Regions from separate parts of the Homo sapiens genome. Here region 2 is linked to region 1. The links are chromatin contacts, found by Hi-C or POLR2A ChIA-PET in ENCODE. All regions are on one chromosome and are shown on one strand. Each heading gives the region's core, a stretch centred on a gene start or an enhancer-like site at or near the end of the contact. The rest is flanking DNA. Distances are from core to core; before and after follow the strand shown. Region 1 holds the start of LINC03065 (long intergenic non-protein coding RNA 3065). Region 2 overlaps TCF12 (transcription factor 12).

Evidence for each region. A loop is a pair of places that touch in the nucleus more often than their neighbours do. ChIA-PET counts read pairs that join two places held with the same protein, here RNA polymerase II (POLR2A). Pooled maps may share reads with other maps.
Region 2: a pooled map shows a loop between it and region 1 (5-fold over the local background). The contact joins the enhancer-like site here to the promoter of LINC03065 in region 1. A Hi-C loop is called at or near these places in 1 of 168 maps with a recorded cell type or tissue (heart right ventricle) and 9 of 50 pooled maps. POLR2A ChIA-PET finds 5 or more read pairs at or near these places in 2 of 52 experiments (A673 and HEK293T).

The regions. Positions count from the first base shown.
Region 1 is chr15:56,883,656-56,889,493 of GRCh38, reverse strand. LINC03065 (long intergenic non-protein coding RNA 3065) reads right to left here and starts at 2,426. Exons shown (of 2, transcript NR_183870.1): 1 at 2,324-2,426; 2 at 1,273-1,738. TCF12-DT (TCF12 divergent transcript) reads left to right here. Exons shown (of 4, transcript NR_015419.2): 4 at 1,570-3,324. RefSeq lists a silencer at 1,953-2,382 and an enhancer at 2,503-2,592.
Region 2 is chr15:57,150,706-57,156,543 of GRCh38, reverse strand. All of the region lies in intron 5 of TCF12 (transcription factor 12), which reads right to left. Among named protein-coding and RNA genes, the nearest start is that of SNORD13D, 130 kb to the left of the region's middle. Within about 2 kb of position 3,128, at least 3 of the 41 ENCODE cell types and tissues checked have a DNase peak (open chromatin) inside an H3K27ac peak, as active enhancers do; they include A673, where a contact is called at or near this core.

The DNA.
Region 1 (5,838 bases), core at 1,177-3,676:
ACCTAGGCGACAGAATGAGAACCTGTCTCAAAAAAAAGAAAAAGAGATTCAGTCACAAGAGTTTAAATTTAAGGAAATAGAAAATGTAGCCATAAAGGTGCTGAAGCACAAAGAAATGTGCTAAGAGTGAAGATTCAGAACCATTATTCTGGCAAGTTAGATTGGAGCAGAGCGAGAAGGAAGTCAGAAAGGCCACATAGAAACTGCTGAACTAAGCCTAGCTGGCTGCATTTAAGGGCTTAGACAGAGAACCTGAAGTAGAGACAGAGGAAGGGATCTGACAGAGGAGGTATTTTAAAGGATAAATTGAAGGCCCTGAGATGACTGGATAAAAGAAATAAAGGGAAGGAACAGGTAAAAAATGACATCGGTGTTTTCAGCTTGGGTGGCAGAGATAGCAGTGGTATCAATGAGAAAGAAGGGAAGTGATTTTGGAAAGATAATGAGATTATGAGATTGGTTTTAGACCTGTCGAAACCTAAAGATGGCAGGACGTCCAGTTAGATACGTTGATGAGATAAAGAGGCAAATATACAAGTTGGGGGAAAAAAAGGTGACATTAAAGATAAGGATCTGCACAGAAGAAACATTTGAACCAATAGTTATAGATCAGTAGAAGAGGGTGAGAGAAAAACAGAAATAAACACTTACTGCTAGACCAAGAGGAAAAAAAGTGGTGTCTCTGAATGAAATGAAATGTAGTGTCTGGTGGAGACACAGGAAGAATGCAGGACACTTTAGTGCATACAAAACTTAGAGAAGTTTCAAATTATGTTAAAAGTAAATGCCAAGCATGCACATACTCATCACCCCATCTCCAGCCTTATTTCTAACTGTTTTTCTGGCTTACTGCACAGCATTCACATTGGCCTCCTTTCTACTAATTCAGACTCACCAAACTGTCTCTGGCTGCAGAGCCTTGGCACTTGCTCTTACTTCTGCCCAGAATCTTCTCCCCAACCCCCCCAACCCCAATATTTGCTTGGCTTTCTACCTCATTTATCTAGACCTCTGTTTAAACATAACTTCCTCAAAGAGGCCTTCTTCAATCAACTTATCTAAAATATAAAATAATGTTCAACTCTCATCTGCATACTTCGTCCTTCTGCTCTTTTTCTTCATAGCGCTCTTCCCTACATGACATTATACAATTGTATATGATTGTAAATGTACTATCTCCCCCACTAGAGCAACTGTAATGAGGTTCCATGAGTGCATTCGTTTTACTCACTGACGTATGTCTGATAAGTAGAACAGAGCCTGGAACAAACAAAGCCTTCAGTAAGAGTTTATTTCATGATGAATGAGTGAAATGCAGTAATTAAGATGAAAAGAAAAAAAATCACAAGAGGTCCAAGTTTAAGTCACAATTCCTAGAACATGCCTATCATTTCACCCAAAAACTCTGCTTAAGGCTCTCATTCTGGCTGCATCTCCTCAAGGGGAAGGGAATTAAGGGAAGTTTGCTACTGCCAAGGAAGGGACTTGGGATACTTTCCTGGATGATAGTGGTAAGAATGCTGTTTTCTCCACAATTACTTCGTTAATAAGAGACATGTCCAATTCCAGACTTCACAGGGTTCCTTCTCCAGCTGAGCTCCAAGTGGAGCTTTGAGAGAAAAACAGAAGGGTGATGGCTAGAAGACTCAGGCTTCCAAAGTATTCCTCTCCTGAGTATCAGCTACCAGGTGAATTTCACAATGAGGATGACAACTTGGAAGGGGCAAGAGTCACGTGCCTGAGGGGAAAGGTCACCAGGGTGCAATCTCTGTTAATCCTTCTCTATACCCAGCTTCCCGATGCGGCCTGTACAGAAACAAGCACGCAGGCACTTAAGAGGACAGTGGTTTCACCGTGTCCCTCCCGGCGGCGCTCCCCACCTTTCCTTCCTCCCCACACGCCCCTCCCAGGCTGCAGGCTTAGCAGCCGACTTCCGCTGATCCCGGCTGGAGGGAGCCTGGAATCCAATTACTCTTCCCTAGGGAGCGCAATCCACCCGTCTGGCCGCAAAGAGCGGAGCCGGGGTCCGAGAGCCGCACAGGCCGGCCCTGCTCCGCCCGCCCCCACTTCCCGCCACCCCTGCCTCGGGCTCGGCAGCCCGGGCGGGGCGAGCAGAGCCGCGTAGAGGTGCGCGGCACTGCCGCCGGAACTATTTGTCCTTCCGCGCGCGGCCCGGCCCGGCGGGGCGAGAGGTTCGCGGCGCTGCATCCCGGGCGCCGACGTCAGCCGGGCTGAGTGGCAGGAGATTAGCCAAGGGCTTCCCCCGCCGCGCGTCCGGGCCAATCGGCTCCGCGGGCGGTGCTCCAGGGACGCGCACACGCACTTTCCAGAATCCACGCCTCCCAGCAACAGCCTCCAGCACCGCGACGCTGCCCTTCCGGCCCGCTTTCTTCGTCCGGCCTGCTACGGCTGCGGGCTTGGACCCTGGCCTCTAGTCTCCTGCGTGCTGCTCCCTAAAGTGACAGGGAAACGGGGCAAGAGGTCCAAGGGTTCCGTAGGAGAAAGAGTATCTGTGGCTCTCCCACCGTCCCGGCTTCCCTAACGGACTAGGGAGTGAAGCTCTGGAGATGGATCTTTGGGAGGAAAAAACTGGACCTCTCTTCGGGTTCTTTAGAGTTTAGGTGGAGAACTCTTTCAGTACCATTGAGTGTTCTCTAGTAAGAGGATCTTACACTGTTGGGTTTCTCACTTGCTTTAAAATTGTGGTCAGAGTACTTCATAAATCCTTTCCTTTCTGCATCTGGGGGAAGGAAAAAAAATGCAACACTCTCTTTACACATTGTCAGACTTTCGAGGCCGCAACGCAACTGACATACATGCTAGAAGGAGAAAGTGCTATATTATGCCTTGTGTCCTCTTTTGAATCACATTCTCCTGAGATGTGGCTGACCCTTAGGCCCATGGTGTTCCTGAATGTGATTGACATGCGTAGTTAGCAAGCTAGTGAGAGAGAACCAGGAAAATTGCTATCAAAACAATTACATACAGGGACATCAGAACAAACGCTTGAGACCACTGGGGAATGAGGGACCATCCCAGTTCTGCCACGGATGCCTTCGGGGATGGTGGCCAAGTCAGATCTTTGTGTCTTGTTTCTTCGTAGCAGATTGAATAGAACTATCTTCACCACACTCACTATTTCAAAGTGTGTTATAAACATTTCACTTAAGGTGAAAATGTTGAAGGTTTTATTTTGGGTGGAGGGAAGGTGGTGCCATTGAAAGGCACTCTCTGAAGGGAAGATTCTGTAAAAGGAAGCCATTTTATCTGCCTACAATTTGGTCATTTCAAAGAAATTCAATGTATATGTGTTAAGACTAATTTATATGCTGAGTTGTGTGCTATGTGGTCTTCATAAGAGTTATAATCTAGTAAACCCAGCTAACTCCTGCATTCTCAAACGGTTTCCCATGCCTGTGCCAGTTTCCATCCCTAAATTCTCGGCAGTTTCATTCCCTATTTCTGCTCAAAGGCTACAAACCATTGCTAGTTACAGGTACAGAACGGTGCTGCGGTGGGAGCTCCCCACTTGAGTCTAAACTGTGGCTGGAGTTCAGACGTGTGGATGTATCTGTGGAACTGATAGGGCAAGGCTCTAGAAGCCAATTGACTGGAGCGATTGAGGAGCCTCCTGGGACAGAACAAATCTTTGAGGAAGAAGGAGCCAGACACACTGAGCTTGAGCTAGGAACAAAGATAAAGTCTTGGGAAGGGAGGGGTCCTTTTGCATTCAGCCTTGTGTCCTGGCCCTTGTCTGAATCCAGTAGGAGTTGGGGAGGGGGAAGAAGATGGAAGGAGGCTATAAGTGAAAACTGAAATATCTGTTTCAAACTTTTTAACTTCCAGATTTCACATTCATAACACATGCCCTCACTTCTTCCTTTAGTAGAAAAAAAAAGGTATGAACAAAAGTGCAAACAACAGGAAACCTGACTAGAGGTGGAAATTTGAAAAATATGGAATTTATTATCCCATAAAATAAGAAGTTTGGAGAAAGGTGGTTCCACTATTGGTTGGTCAAATAACTTAGGGAAGTTGTCCGAGATTGAAGTGGGATTCTTCTTTCTGCTCTGCCATCTTCACATGATGGTAATTTCTCCTGTCATGTCCCTTCATGGCTATACGATGGCGTCTGCTTGTCTTGATGTCAAATACAGTCGGGCATCCAGCAAAGTAGCAAAGTATAGGAATACTATTTCTCTCTCTCCCTTTCTCCCTCTCTCCCTCTCTCTCTGTCTCTCCCCCTCCCTCCCTCCATCTCACAATAAAGGAAGGGAAACCCTTTTTAGAGGCTTCTAGCAGAACTGAGTCCCACTAGGCATAATTGTGTCACACACGAATCCTAAACTGATTATTTGTAAGAGGAATGACACTAATCGTAATCTACTCCTCACGCTGGGGAGAGAAATCACCCTTTGTGAACACATGGAAGGATATAATCAGAACAGCATCAAATTTTGCCAGAAAAAAAGTGGCTGTGGCTTAGGCCCCAACAAGTTCCTTCATTTTTCCTTTCCTCTACCTCAGAATGTTTCTGTATCTACTCTTCTTCATCACCTCTAAATTGTTCTATATTTATCCGTCTCCTTCCCTTCCCTCCCCTCCCCTTCCCTCCTCTCCCTCCCTTCTCTATCTCTGTCTCTCCCCTCTCTTCTCTCTTTCTTTCTTTTGGCAAAAGGGTCTGGCTCTGTTGCTCAGGCTAGAGAGCAGTGGTGTGATCATGGCTCACTGCTCACTGCAGCTTCGATGTGGTGGGGTCCGGTGATCCACTCATCTCAGTCTCTTGAGTAGCTGAGACTATAGGCACAAGCAACTACGCTCAGCTGATATAAAAAACATTTTTTTGGGGGGCCGGGCGCAGTGGCTCACACCTGTAATCCCAGCACTTTGGGAGGCCAAGACGAGTGGATCACGAGGTCAGGAGTTCAAGACCAGCCTGGCCAAGATGCTGAAACCCCATCTCTACTAAAAATCCAAAAATTAGCCGGGTGTGGTGGCATACACCTGTAATCCCAGCTACTCGGGAGGCTGAGGCAAGAGAATCGCTTGAACCTGGGTGGCAGAGGTTGCAGTGAGCCAAGATCGCGCCACTGCACTCCAGCCTGGGCAACAGAGCAAGACTCCGTCTCAAAAAAAAAATTCATAGAGACAGGATCTCCTTATGTTTCTCAGGCTGGTCTTGAAATCCTGGGCTCAAGTGATCCTGCCACCTTGGCCTCCCAAAGTACTGGGATTACAGGTGTGAGCCACCACACCCAGCCATACTCTTTCTTAACTAACTCAATAAAGAGGTGAACCAGCTCCATTTCAAGACCTGGCCTTCCATCTGTCTATCTTCCTAAGATCTTACTTTTCTCCTAGACCCTCACAGTGGTGAGGGGCTAAAATACATGCAGGCTGTTCTACCTGGCATTCTGTTATTAAAAATCAGAGGAGAGCTCTAGTCCCTTTTAAAATTGTTCCAAGAGAATTCAGATTGAAAACTGCAAGAACACATCCAGATCTTATTGGGTGGGATTGGGGAGGGTGCAGGGAGATGGGAAAGGGCATACTTCATCTTTTCCTACCTGGATTCTATACCTGGGGCTTCTCCACTGGCTCGGCAATGTGGGAGTCCCATTGGCTGAATTGGGAGAGGGTGAAAGGGAAGCAATATGGGAGTACTTGTCCCCTGGAGATTGAGTCCACCTCTATTTCTTTGAATCACATCCTGGAGGAGCTCTGATAATGGCTTGGCTTTAACCTGAAAGGTGTTCCGTTTTTCTCTTATACTCATATTTATTCATTTCTTTCATTTAACAAATATTACATGTTGACTGTCTTCCCAGTACTGTGCTA
Region 2 (5,838 bases), core at 1,879-4,378, 270 kb before region 1:
CTGACAGCAAGAACTGGAAGAGAAGGAAAGAAACTAGTCAATGGAACTGCTACCATTCATCAACTATTTGGTCATAAACAGGCCAACGGAATGAAACAAACATGGAAATAAGAGTCAAGAGGATCTATTTCTGTCTCTGATGTGAACTAGCTATGTGAGATACATAAGTCATTAAACCTCTCTAGACCTCAGTTTTTTTTACCTAAAAAATAGAGTGAGGTGGGGCAAGTGTGGATTAAATGATTTCTTTTAATGTCCCATGAAATTGATATGCTCATCAACTCTTCGCTATTAATAAGACATACCCTTCTGGTGGAACATTAATTTGGACACTGCACATAGTAAAAAGGATAAGCTGCTAAAAATATAGGGATTTTTGTAATAAAGATGATGTACAGTTATAAAACCAAAGTGTAAACACTTGTTTAATACATTTTGAGACATTTAGCTGTGAATATATTTGCTGAATACAGCAAACTGAAGTCAGTATATTTAAAATTACCAAGACTTAATCCTATTCAGATTAAGAAAAACAAAATGTCAATGAAATTTTTTACTGAGACTCAACAGCCTCTACCTATGTAATATAGAAATGAAGCACATTTTGTACACTTTGTGTATAAAGAAAATACATAAATAGCCATCAAATGGTAACTATTTCATTTTGTTGAAACACATGGAGAAAGCCCAGAAGAGAGCCTTAAATCCCATTTAGGTTCTACTAAGACTGTATGCATGTGTTTTATGTTCTCATTTATTTATGAATGACAGGGTCTTGATCTGTTGTCCAGGCTGGAATGCAGTGGCGCTCGATAGCCTTGAACTCTTGGGTTCAATCCTCCTGCTTCAGCCTTCCAAGTAGCTAGGACTACAGGCACACACACCCACATAGGTTAATTTTACAACATTTTTGTAGAGATGGGGGTCTCTTATGTTGCCCAGGCTGGTCTTGAACTCCTGGCCTCAAGTCAGCCTCCCACCTCAGTCTCTCAAAGTGATGGGATTACAGGGGTGAGCCACCATGCCTGGCCTGCTAAGACTTAAATATGGTTCTTGCTACATGAGGACAAAATATGACATGTTCAATTTTCATTGAGCTGTCTCCAGTATTGCAATTTACTGCCATCCTATGTTTGAGTTTGAAAATAGGTAAAGGCCAGTCTCAACTTCTTGATGGGTCATAATCCAAAGTTGATTTGTGAGTAAGGCATAACTCAAAATAAAAATCTTACATATTAACTCATTATAACTGGATACACAAGTAAATTCAGGTCACAGTGTGTCAGAATAGAATATTTGCTGAATGGAGGAATGAGGAATGAAGGATGGAAGGAAAAAATGAAGGAAGGAAGAAAAGAAAAAAATCCCAACATTCTGTAACAGTAAATTAGAGAGAAGGCATGGGGTAATGGTAATGAACGAAGACTCTAGATGTAGACTAACCAGGTTTAAATTCCCACTTTGTTGCTTATTATCTAACAGCTCTGTCCCTTAGTTGCCTCATCTGTGAAACAAGGATAAAAATAGTTCTACCTCACTGGGTTTTTTGTGAGGATAAAATGTATTAACATCTTAAGTGCGTGGAACAGTGACAAACAAGGGGTAATTAAATTTTAGTTATTATTTTTGAACTGAAATGTACTGACTAGAAAATACATTTGACTATATTATACAATACTATATTGACTATATATATCTTAAATATTCATGCTTAAGGACAAAGTCTTAATTAGAAGAGAAAAAAATTAGATTCTAGGCAAAGAATTTAAAGGAAACTTTTGGATACTTTCAGAGGTTTTAAAATTCTTTATGCCTTTCATTTCATTAAAATTTAACGGCGTCACTCTTCTTAGCATTAATGAATGGGTAACTGGATCTCTTTGTATACATAGCCATAATCTGTTCACAACTGAAAAAAACAAAGATTCACCAAAGAAAGTATGCAAGATCCAGAAAAGGTGGTAGAGAGAGCTGAGAAGTCGAAACATAAAAGAACAGTCTAAAATGAATTTCAACAGAGTTTTAGATTTTGTAACATAGAGGAAAAAGGGTAGATATGTTTGAATATAATCTTTAGCCTGCCTATTCCTTGTTCCCTAAGGTTTGGGCAAAGTGGTTTTAGGGGAGCACCTTGGGTCTGATGGTCCCAAGTTTAGTAACTTTAGTAACAACCAAGATAGCTTGGTTGTTGTTTGAAGCTCACGGGGGAAAGAAGGGCAAACCATTTTTATTCAGTAAAAAGGAGCGCCAGGGTTAGCAGTGTGTAAACAGATGTTAAGTAGTTCACTATTTAAATGTTTTCATCTAGCGAAGACCCTATTCTTAAAATTATGTGCAAAAACCACTGGAAAACAGAGAATGAAAAAAGCCAAATGCTTGCTTCCTCTATCTCTTGGTATCTCTGTTTCATTTTGAAAATTTGCATTATATTACTGATATGGCTGGATTTAAGTCTGCCATTTTCTTACACGTCTACTATTTATCTCATTTGTTGTTTGTTCTTTTATCTTTCTCAAACTTCTTTTTTCTTTTCTTTTTTTTTTTTTAAAGACACAGGGTCTTCTTCTGTCACCCAGGGTGGAATGCAATGGCGTGATCACAGCTCACTGCAACCTTGAACTCTTGGGCTGAGATCCTCCCATGTCAGCTGCCCAAGTAGCTAAGACTATACCTGGTTTTTTTTTTGGAGAGACAGAGTCTTGCTATGTTGCCCCAGCTGGTCTGGAACTCCTGCCCTCAAGCAATCCTCCCACCTCCCCAAGTGTTGGGATTACAGGTATGAGCCACTATGCCCAGCTCTCAGCCTGCTTTTAGATTGAGCATTCCATTTAATAGCCACTATTGGTAGATAAGTTACATTTCTTTTTAATTTCTTAGCGATTGCCCTCAGTTTACAATATACATCTTTAACAGATGTTAAATCCTTCCTCCCATCTTTTAGATTACTGTTACATATTTTATAAAACCGACAATATAATGTACTAATTTTGCTTTAGACAGTTATTTCACAGTGTAATTTAAAAGGATGAAACGTATGTCTTTTATATTTACTTTCATTATTACCATTTCTGGAGCTCTCATTTCTTTGTATAGATCATGGGTTGGCACACTATGACTCATGGCCTGCTTCCTGTTTTTGTAAATAAAGTTTTACTGGAAAACAGCCATGCTCACTTGTTTATGTACTGTTCATAGTTGCTTTTGTGCTACAATGGCAGAGTTGAGTAGTTGTGACAGAAACTGTCTGACCCACAAAGCCTAAAATATGTAATATCTGGCTCTCTATGAAAAAAGTTTGCGGAGTCTTGGTGCAGATCCAAGTTTCTGTCTGGAGTGACATTCCCCCTGCTTGAAGAACTTACTCCAGCAGTTATTGTAGTCTGCTGGGAATGGATTTTCTCAGATTTTCATATATCTAGAAGTCTTTATCCTCTTTTTTAAGAAAATATTTTCAACAGATAAATAATTCCGGGTTGACACAGTTTTAAAAATTGTAATACATTAGAGATATCACTATCATCTTGCCTGCAAAGTTTCTGAAGAGAAGTCTGCTGTAGTTTATCTTTGTTGTTCTATACATGATGTGTTTTTTTTTCTGCCTCTGGTTGTCTTCAAGATTTTCTCATCTTTGGTTTTCAGCACTTTAAATATGTCTAAGGGAATATGTGTGGTGTGTGTGTGTGTGTGGAGGGGAGTTCTTGTTGTTTCTTAAGTCTTGCATCTATGGTTTGATGTCTTTCATTGCTTTTGGGAAATTCTTGGCCATTATCTCTTCAAATATTTCTTCTGCATTATTATTTATCCCTCTCATTCTGAAACTTTAAGCATACACATATTAGACTGATACTGTCCTGCAGCTCTGATCTTTTTTCATTTTTTTTCTCTTTGTGTTTTAGTTTGGATAATTTATACTGGCCTATATTCAAGTTCACCCATTTCTTCAGCAACTGGGTTGTCTACTGATGACCACAAAGGAATTATTTACCTCTGTTTTTTTTTTTATTACTACCATTTCAACTTGACTCATTATTTCCATCTATCAGCTAAATTCCCCATTAATTCATGCATGCTATGTTTCCCACTAGATCCTTTCAATATCTTAGCCAGAGCTATTTTCAAATCTTTGTCTGATAGTTCCAATAACAGGGCCACCTCTGAGCCTTGTTTTGTTAACTGTTTTGCCTCGATAGTTCCAATAACAGGGCCACCTCTGAGTCTTGTTTTGTTAACTGTTTTGCCTCTTGAAAGTATTTGTTTTGTTTTTCTCTTGCTTATGTGTGTGACTTATAATTTTGATGGATGCAGGATACTGTGGGTAGAACAGTAGTATATTTAGGCCTGGAAGTGGGTATGCCTCTTTCCATATAAGGACTTTAGAGTGAGAAATTCAGACAATCAGTTAGGAGTTTAGCTTGGTGTGACTGTTGCTGTGATGACTCTGAGTTTACCAGAGGCTTCCACTCCCTCTAGTGATCACCTGTTGTGCCTAGTGTTTAGCACGTGGCTGGGGTGCTGTAAAACTTTTCTGTTAGTATTTCATCCTCAGCTTATAACAGATGCTATAAACCTGTGCTTGAGAGTGGGTCTGTCCTCAAGCTTTTGCCCCTGCCCCAGTGGCAGACTGCTATTGCTTAGTACTCCTTAGGCTTGTGACGGAGGTAGTTCTCTGCTGTTTTAGTTCAGCCTCAGTACTTACAGAAACTGTGTGCTTGGGCCTCTTTGAAGGGTTCAAAAAAGTTAAAAGTTTGTAGTTTATCAGGCTTTTTTTTTTTTTGAGACAGAGTCTCATTGTCGCCAGGGTGGAGTGCAGTGGCACAGTGGCATGATCTCGGCTCACTGCAACCTCCACCTCCTGGGTTCAAACGATTCTCCTGCCTCAGCCTCCCAAGGAGCTGGGACTACATGCATGCGCCACCACACCCAGCTAATTTTTGTATTTTTAGTAGAGACAGGGTTTCACCATGTTGGCCAGGCTGGTCTCGATCTCTTGATCTCATGATCTGTCCTCCTTGGCCTCTCAACGTGCTGAGATTACAGGCGTGAGCCACCGTGCCTGGCCAAAAGCAGCATTCTTTATAGTTTTCCACACCCTAGATAGAAGCTGGAGGTCCTCTGATCTTCATTTTGGATAGTTTCTGTTTCTATGCCTACAAATTCACTGATTTTTTTTCTTCTGAAGTGAATAAGCTGCAGTTAATATCATCCAGTGTATTTTTCATTTCAGATACTGTATTTTTCTTCTCTCTAAAAATGACATTTAGGGGGCTGGGTGTGGTGGCTCACACATATAATCCCAGCAACTCAGGGGACGAAGGCAGGAGAATGGCTTGAGGCTGGGAGTTTAAGACCAGCCTGGGCAACATAGTAAGACCCTGTCTCTAAAAAAAAAAAAAAAAAAAAAATTGGCCAGGCATGGTGCATCCTTGCAGTCCTAGCTACTTGGGAGGGTGAAGCAGGAGGATCACTTGATCCAATAGTTCAAGGTTACAGTGAGCTATGATCGCTCCACTGCACCCTAGCCTGTGTAACAGAGAGAGACCTGCCTCCAAAAAAGGAGAAAAAAGGGGAAAGGGGAAAGGAAAAGGAAAAGGGGAGGGGAAGGGAAGAAGGAAGGAAGGAAGGAAGGAAGGAAGGAAGGAAGGAAGGAAGGAAGGAAGGAAGGAAGGAAGGGACAGAGGGGGAGAGACAGGGAGGGAGGGAGGGAAAAGAGGTAAATGAATAAATTCCGTTTTTTTCATAGCATTCATTATCCCTACATCTTATTCATTATTTTCCTCTACATTCTTGAGCTATCAAGCGTATTTATAAAAGCCATTTTAACATCTTTGCTTGATTACA